Regions from separate parts of the Homo sapiens genome. Here all the other regions are linked to region 1. Evidence: chromatin contacts called from ENCODE Hi-C or POLR2A ChIA-PET data. All regions are on one chromosome and are shown on one strand. The core of a region is the stretch at or near the end of the contact, and the rest is flanking DNA. Distances in the headings are between cores, read along the strand shown.

Region 1 (2,712 bases), core at 213-2,712:
CCTTGATATCAATATTGACTTTGGCTGGCTGGCATGACTACCCACAGGGTATCGTGCCTTAATTTACCAGGTGACAGGCAACGCTGCCCTCTCCTGGAACCATCCAGCAGAGCCAGGGCTGTACCCCCAAATCCTGCAACAGAGGTTTCCCTCCATCTCACCTCCCTGTCCCTGCATTTCTCCTATCTCAGTAGCTCCTCTTTCCCTCTCTGGGCTTCTCTTTCCACTCCCTCCCCTTCCTGGGCTTGGTAAACTAGTCCCTAATCTCTTCACACCCCAGATTGGAAGGTGGGTCCCTCCCTGACACTCCCCAGAGCTGTCACCAACCTCCTCCAAGTTTCTATAGCTCCATTGCTCAACAGATTTGCCAGGGGTAACCATTAACCCAGCCCTTAACTCTGTTCCCCCACCTTTCTTGCTGGAGGGGATTTTCCAATTACTGGTTAGCACAGCTAGGTCATCTCACCCCCACCATCTTTCCTAACTTCTTGGGTTGGGGGGCTGGGGAGGAATCTCCCCATCTCAGGGTACTAGGAACAAAGCTGGGGAGGATGGTGCATTTAAAGGGATTATATATATATATATATATATTTTTTTTCTTTCTCCCTCATAACCCCACCCCCGCAACACACACACACACACACACACACACACACACACACACAGACGCACAAATAAGCTTTATGGAGCAGTGACTTCATTATGTTCACCGCTTTGAGTCCAACCCCTGGCCCAAAATAGGCACTAAATAGTTGCCGAATGCATGAATGATAGATACCTCTCTGTCTTCAGGGGTGTGTAGAAGTGCGAAGGGGTATGGGCATGTCCCAGTAGGGGTGTGAGTGTTCTGATCAGAACTACTTCTCTCTGCCAGAATTTGATGTAATTCGAATGCTTCCACCTCTGCTTGAAGGGTTTAAATAATAAATTAGGCCCTGTCGTGCCATTATGGGGGTGGTCATACCCTGTACCCAGGAAACAGGCACGGTAGGGCTGAGACAGAAGTCCTGCTTGTTTCCGCTTATTTATTTGAAACACCGCTCATTTAGGTCTTACTTTGTTTGCCAGGCACTGTTCTAAGCTCTGTATAAATATTAACTCAGAGGGTACAAATATTAACTTAAGAGTTGTTGCAGGAAAAAAAATAAGCGCCTCTGGCTCTTTAAGTTTGGCCTCCCCCTCAAAACCCCCGCAACGGTCCCAAACCCCTTCCAGGGACTGGGACTACGGACCCTGGTCCGACCTTCTCGCGGGCTTCCCACTGCGCCAATCAAATCCCAGAAACAGTGAGTGCTAGAGGCCCGGCTGCTAAGCAACGGCAGAGGGCGGGAAGTTTGAACGTTCTGGACCCGCCCCGAAGGCAAATAGGCCAATCAGCGTCCAGACTCTTCAGCTACGGCAGTCCGCTTCTCCTCCTCGCCCTGTCGGATCTCTAGGCTGGATCCGGGCCTCTCCAATCAACAGCGGTTAGGAGGGCGGGGCGCGTGCGCGCGCACCTCGCTCACGCGCCGGCGCGCTCCTTTTGCAGGCTCGTGGCGGTCGGTCAGCGGGGCGTTCTCCCACCTGTAGCGACTCAGGTTACTGAAAAGGCGGGAAAACGCTGCGATGGCGGCAGCTGGGGGAGGAGGAAGATAAGCGCGTGAGGCTGGGGTCCTGGCGCGTGGTTGGCAGAGGCAGAGACATAAGACGTGCACGACTCGCCCCACAGGGCCCTCAGACCCCTTCCTTCCAAAGGGTAACCTCCGCGTGACAGGAATGAGGGTGGGGCGCGTGGAGTTTCCCACAATCTGTACTTTAGTTAAATACCCGAGAATTCACCTCCTGTGTCCACAGCTCTCCACGCCCCTCAGCCCTGCCCCGCAGCCCTGTAGCAGAAGTACTTAGTGCTTTGCATTCTGCGCGCCACCCTACCCCGGCCTCCTCTGTGAATCGTTGCTTCCGAACCGCCCTCACTTTTTGCATCCGCAGAGCCTCCAAGCTCATGGCCTCCTTAGGAGCGAACCCAAGGAGGACACCGCAGGGACCGAGACCTGGGGCGGCCTCCTCCGGCTTCCCCAGCCCGGCCCCAGTGCCGGGCCCCAGGGAGGCCGAGGAGGAGGAAGTCGAGGAGGAGGAGGAGCTGGCCGAGGTCTCTGAGGGGAGTAGAAACTTGAATGGAGAGTTGATGGGAAGTTAGAATAAAAGAGGGTTGGGAGCCGGGCGCGGTGGCTCACACCTGTAATCTTAGCACTTTGGGAGACTGAGGCGGGCGGATCACCTGAGCTCAGGAGTTGGAGACCAGCCTGGGCAACATGGCGAAACCCCGTCTCTACTAAAAATATAAAAATTAGCCGAGCGTGGTGGCACGTGCCTGTTATCCCAGCTACTGGGAAGGCTGAGGCAGGAGAATCACTGTAACTCGGGAGGCGGAGGTTGCAATGAGCTGAGATTGCTCCACTGCACTTCAGCCTGGGCGACAGAGCAAGACTCCGTCTCAAAGAAAGAAAGAAAAAAAAAACAGGGTTGGGAAGAGCTGGGCAAGTCTCTTACCTCCTGAGTGGCTGTTTCACATTCACTAAATGGGGGTGATGATGCCTATCTCAGAGATTTGAGAAAATGATTAAATTATATAAGACATGGTAAACCCTACACTTATGAGTGATTCTAATAGTGATTTCCTTTCTTCCTTGCTGGACAGATCCATCTGTGTGTGCTGTGGAATTCAGGATACTT
Region 2 (2,700 bases), core at 184-2,683, 1.1 Mb after region 1:
TCATAACTTGTTCCTATAATAAGATCAGATAAACTTTGAAGATATTGGATGAATATGAACGAAGGAAGAAATGAATGGATAGATGAAACAGAATGGTGACTACATTCACCATATTTTAGTTTAAGTATTTTTGTGTTTTGCGCCTGAAAGGGCCTAGAAATGGAGTTAGGGAAGTGAAGACCCCTATAAAGATTTGGGGCTAGCAAATGGACCCAGCTGCCCACCACCTACCTGCCAAAGGAGAAGAGGCACATGAAGAAGATGGCACTGGCAAAGGCATGGGGGTCAAAATCACCTCCCAGGATGTCAATCACACGACCAGAATAGTGAGGGATTAATGTCTCACCTGAAAGAGGCATGAAAAATAACACAAGAATGTGCTGGTGCCCAGGCCCTTTTACCACCTCCAACTCACAACGTCCTCTCCTGACTCACCCAAAACAGCAAGGACAAGGAAGAAGAAGGCGGCAACGAGGAGAGGCAGGTCCGGCCTGGAGAGCTTCAGCAGCCTCCACATCAAGACTTTGTTGTTCACCTGGTCCTGCTCCTTCTCCTGGGCTCCAGGAGGGCTCAGAACAGCCCACAGTGACCAGCTGAGCCCCGCAGCCCCGTACCCCACCAGCAGCCAGCTCCAAGGGGCTGAAGCGACTCTGGCTGGGGGAGCACGTGAGGCCCCCGCGACCAGGGCTCTCAGGGAGACAGTCAGGGGGGTGGCCAGACAGAGCGGGAGCAGCAGTGTCCCCACAAATCCCAGCAGCCCTCTTAGCTTTAGCAGCCCCCACAGCCCTCCCAGCCGCAGGGTCCCCTCCAGCCATAGTCCTGGCAGCCCTTGAGGAAGCAAAGTCCCCAGAGGGCCCTGAAGCAGCCACAGTAAAGCCGCGTCCACCAGCAGCAGGGAGGTCCAGGGTCTCAGGTCAGGGAGCCGCATGGCTCTGTCAACGGATACGAGATGAGAAATCATGGGGGTGGAGTCCCAATCCTTGTCCCTGCCCTCCTACCCGCCCGGCTCCGCCTAACCCGTCCATCGGCTTCTCATTTTATCCTATTCAACCCTGAGAGCTCTCCTGAGTAACCGGTGCTCATCCGTACACCCCTCCTACGACAGACAGCTTTCGGCCTTCTGGGGAGCTGGAAGCATGACCATCAGGAGCCTCGTGCTTAAAAAAAAAAAAAAAAAATCCCCGGACCCCCACCCCCACCCCCGCCTGCCGCGGCGAGCTAAGTGGTCCGGGCTCCGCTCCCTCCTATCGCCGGGTGCAGAGGGACTGGGAAGCAGGAGCGTGGAGTGGGTAGTCACTTGGGCTGCGTCCCTGTTGGCGCTCCAGGTTCCCCTCCGCACCAACTCACCAGCCGCGGCGGGGAGACCGCAGCTCCGGGGACTTCTGCTTCAGCGCTGAGGTCCGCTCCGTCTCTCCCAACCTCGCTACCGGCTCTGGTCCGCCAGCTACGCTCGGCCAGGGCGGGCGTCAGGGCTCGGGCAGCTTTCGCTTTCGCTTCCCCAGCCAAGGCCTTCATTCTGGGCTGGGCCGCCGGGAGGGGGCGCGCGAGACCCGCAGACAGCGGAACTGGAGCCCGAACTCTGGTTCGCACTGTACAGGCCTGCAATGAGTCTCACTCGCCTTTAGTGGCGGTTACTCTGGGATATAAAACTGCAAAAATGTTTCTTTATCATTAAGTAAAATACAGTTGTCTCAAGGGCAACTTTATCTGTTGTCCTTGCTTTGTAATTGGAGAATGCTTTGTAATTGGAGAATCACTGAATTTTCTCAAAGTTACTACTTCAAGCTCTGAGCCTACTATTAAGAAGTGCCTTCTTTCTGGTCCGGCGCGGTGGCTCACGCCTGTAATCACAGCACTTTGGGAGGCCGAGGCGGGCGGATCGCCTGAGGTCAGGGGTTCGAGACCAGCCTGGCCAACATGGTGAAACCCTGTCTCTACTAAAAATACAAAAATTAGCCAGGGCGTGGTGGCGGACGCCTGTAATCCCAGCTACTCGGGAGGCTGAGGCAGGGGAATCGCTTGAACTCAGGAGGCAGAGGTTTCAGTGAGCCGAGATCGGGTCATTGCACTCCAGCCTGGGCGACAAGAGTGAGACTTCGTCTAAAAAAAAAAAAAGTGCCCTCTTCCATGCAAGCTCCAGTTTTAGGCGAGCGAGCCGGGCTCTCCTAAATAGAAGGTTCCAACCAATCTCACCAGGCCAAAGGGGATTTTCACGTACAGACTTTGAATTTAGTAGGCCCTGAGCGTTCATCTTCATCCGTCCTTCTCAGCCGGAGCACCTTGAGCTGGCGCGTGTTCAGGTGCCTCTGAGTCTGTACTCCAAATTATGTTGGGCGCACCTTCAGCCTATGAGGGAAATGCCCCGTACTGAGCTTTGGTTCTTGTTCTATTTTAACACTGTTTAGAACAGTAATTAGGTTTTTAAATATCCTTCCTGACCCAGAGCCTTCCTATGCAACAGAAAGATTCGTTTATTCCAGAAAGGACTCTTCAGATTGAAACCACCTCCCAAACTAAAAACAAACAAACAAACAAATTCCCCAAAGGAAGGGTCGCTTGGATTCCAGATCACCATTTTGAAATGTTACCTGTGTGACTACCAAGGAGTCACTTAAAGTTTAAAATAGTGGTGGTGGGGAGGAGGGATTTTAAGTAGGGGCTCGCTAAAGTTTTACAACTCTATTCATTCTGGCATTTTAA
Region 3 (2,700 bases), core at 33-2,532, 1.6 Mb after region 1:
TCCAATCCCAGTACAGGAAGGAAAAGGGGAAGTGGGATGATAGGGGGTTGGGGGCGGTAGACTCAGAGAGTCACGTGGCCCCAGCCCCTCCCCCGACCGATCCCGAAAAACCAGCCCTGCCAGTCAACCTGCCCTCACCTAGGATCTGGACCTAGGAGTTTAGGGCCTCGGGGCCCCAAATCCAAATTCTGGCCCCTCCTGAGGCCCGAAATCCTGCTCCTGGCCACCACCATTAATCCCTAATGAAAACAGATGACCACTCTCTACCCACCCTAGGATCTTTCCTCCAGGTCCCAGAACCGTGGCTTCCCGGCCTCTACCCAGGACCGGGGCGGGGCGGGGGGGCGGGGGGAAGGGGGAGAGAGGGAAGGAGGGGTCACGAAATCTGAGGGTTCCCTCCCCAATCCCAGAGTCAGAGGAGCTGGTTACTGTGGAAACAAACCCCTCCCCGCCAAACAAAAACAAGGAGGGAGACAGGGACCAAGACACGACTGCTCAGAGAGGTAGGCACACTCAGGCAGGCAGAGGTGGAGGGCCAAAGACCCGCAGGGACAGGACAGCCAGCCAGAAGTTCCAGGCAGGAACAGGGCAGGTTCCTGCGGGCAGGTCCTGAGTCACACTGACAGAGAACCACGGAGACGCCAGGACTCCCCGCAGCAGAGAAACGGGCCGACACCCAGGGAGGCGCGAGAATAACTGAGGCAAGGAGGAGGAGATGTAGGGACCCAGAGACAAGAGAAAAGTGGAGACTTCAGAAATACATACGCCCCCTACCTCCCACCACCCGCGTCTCACCTCTTCTTCTTCCTCCTCCTCTTCCTCCTGCCCCCCGCCCACGACCAGGCCACCTGGGCCCCCACCCTCTTCGGGGTCCCGGCTTCGGAAGCTGCTCAGTACGACTCCCCCGGGGGGGCTCGTGTCCAAAAGCAGCCGCAGGGGCCGCGGGAGCATGGCCGAGTGAAGGAATCAGCGGGGTCGGGCCATGGGGGCGCCTGGGGAGAGACGGGGTGGGGTGGGGGTGGAGAGTCAGGCAGGCGCGGGGGAACCGGGCAGGGAAGGGACGTGGGTGGGTGTCAAGAAGACCGGAAGGGAGTTCTGCAGGAAGGTTGGGGGAGGGGGCAACAGAAGGGTGGAATAGGGGGGCCCTTGGTGCTGTTGGGGAAGGAGGAGGTCACGAGTACGGGGACGCGCAGGGTGCTCAGGCTCTGACCTGCTCGGGAGGGGTGGGGGCAGCGTGGGTCCTGAGCCGCTGTTGCCGTCGGTCTCCGGCCCCGGACCGAGTCCCCTCCCCGGCTTTTCCGTACCCCCTTGAACCCCCCCGCCGGGCTCCTGGGCCCTCCCGCCCTTTCCGCTCCCCCCCGCGTCCGCCCGCTCCGAGAGCAGGAGCCAAAAGGGGAAGGAAGTGAGGACAGGAGCCAGGGCCGCGGACTAGGGGAGCGCTGGACGCTCAGGGACCAGGACCCAGGCGCCCGAGTCCCCAGCTCCACTGTCCTCCGCCTCTACACTCGGGGATTCTGGAGACCACGTCGACCCGCAATGAACTGGAATAAAGATTCCAGTCTCCAGCCCCTGGGGGAAGGCAGGAGCAGAATTTGACATTCCCTTCCCCAACAATAACACGGCTAAAACTCCCGCGGGAAGCGTTTCAGGCGGAGAGAGAGCCGGTCACTCCATCCCCACGGGATTACCCTCCCTACCACAACCCACGAATGTAGCTGACCGAAATCCCGGCCGGGTTTTCCGAAGGGCCCTCGATTCCCGCCCCCTCGGCAGGGGGCGGGGCAGGAAGCAGCCACATCCGGTTCCAGATTCGGCTCTCAGAGGCTTCCGGCGCCGAGACCGAGATCCCCGTCGGCTCGGTGTATCCTCGCTGGTGGAGTACCCTCTGCTTGAGCGCATCTCATGCGCCAGTAGTGGCGCCCGCCCCGAACGGTGTCGACGGGGCGTTCTCTGAGCGGTTCAGGGTCACTGGAAGGGACCAGAGGTGATTGGAATATTCATTGAGCTTGGAAAGGGGTTGGAATGAGAGAACCGTTTGGAAGCACTGGAATACAGCTTTATTCCTACACGATTAGACCCGTTACCCCGTGGGTCTGGCCGACCGTCCTGACTCGGAGATCCCTGAGCTGCGCCGCCGCTTCCTTCGTCAACATCCAGCAGCTACTTGATGAGCGCCCTCCAGTGGGCCTTAGGTCCCTATGCCGGCGCGGGGTTACAGCAGTGGACAGACAGGCCAGTCCCTGTCCTCGAGGAGCCCATGATCCGCGGGGAGACAGGCATTTAACGACGACTCACACGATCACTTAAATACAACTGTGGTGAACCGCACAAGAGGGACGCGCGGCGGTCTGCGGGGAATGACGAGGCCGACCTCGTCTGCGACCCAGGGAGGGCAAGGGTGGACCAGGCAAAGGGAACAGAGGACTGGGACCTGGAGGTGGGCGGGAGGCGTTTGGTTCATTGGAGGAAAGGAATAGCCCTGTGTGTGATGAGCATTGAGAGGAGGTCTGGCGAGCACCATCTAGGGCTGAAGAACTAGGCAGTGGCTCCAGCGCGGGGCGGTGGGGGGGACAAGTGAGCCAGGGCAAGAAGAATGGATTTGGCCCTAGAGTACGGGTTCTCCAAATGTAACCTCGGCCCTACAGATCTCTGAGACTATGTCAGGGGGTTTGTGAGATTTTATAACAAAATTAAGATGTT

The links. Hi-C counts contacts between places; a loop is a spot of excess contacts on that map. ChIA-PET counts read pairs that join two places held with the same protein, here RNA polymerase II (POLR2A). Pooled maps may share reads with other maps.
Region 2: a pooled map shows a loop between it and region 1 (7-fold over the local background). The contact joins the promoter of TAP2 here to the promoter of MSH5-SAPCD1 in region 1. A Hi-C loop is called at or near these places in 9 of 50 pooled maps. POLR2A ChIA-PET finds 5 or more read pairs at or near these places in 2 of 52 experiments (Caco-2 and activated naive CD4-positive, alpha-beta T cell).
Region 3: a pooled map shows a loop between it and region 1 (5-fold over the local background). The contact joins the promoter of RGL2 here to the promoter of MSH5-SAPCD1 in region 1. A Hi-C loop is called at or near these places in 1 of 50 pooled maps. POLR2A ChIA-PET finds 5 or more read pairs at or near these places in 3 of 52 experiments (A673, IMR-90 and activated B cell).

The regions. Positions count from the first base shown.
Region 1 is chr6:31,738,486-31,741,197 of GRCh38, forward strand. It overlaps MSH5-SAPCD1 (MSH5-SAPCD1 readthrough (NMD candidate)), which reads left to right and starts at 1,463. Exons shown (of 29, transcript NR_037846.1): 1 at 1,463-1,577; 2 at 1,969-2,128; 3 at 2,678-2,712. MSH5 (mutS homolog 5) reads left to right here and starts at 1,520. Exons shown (of 25, transcript NM_172166.4): 1 at 1,520-1,577; 2 at 1,969-2,128; 3 at 2,678-2,712. The coding sequence starts at 1,982. RefSeq lists enhancers at 962-1,592, 1,593-2,224 and a silencer at 2,004-2,222.
Region 2 is chr6:32,837,306-32,840,005 of GRCh38, forward strand. TAP2 (transporter 2, ATP binding cassette subfamily B member) reads right to left here and starts at 1,434. Exons shown (of 12, transcript NM_001290043.2): 1 at 1,348-1,434; 2 at 436-932; 3 at 232-346. The coding sequence starts at 928.
Region 3 is chr6:33,297,660-33,300,359 of GRCh38, forward strand. It overlaps RGL2 (ral guanine nucleotide dissociation stimulator like 2), which reads right to left and starts at 1,283. Exons shown (of 18, transcript NM_004761.5): 1 at 1,211-1,283; 2 at 796-992. The coding sequence starts at 951. It overlaps TAPBP (TAP binding protein), which reads right to left. Exons shown (of 8, transcript NM_003190.5): 8 at 2,035-2,700. RefSeq lists enhancers at 1-161, 248-748, 2,451-2,700 and a silencer at 1,516-1,694.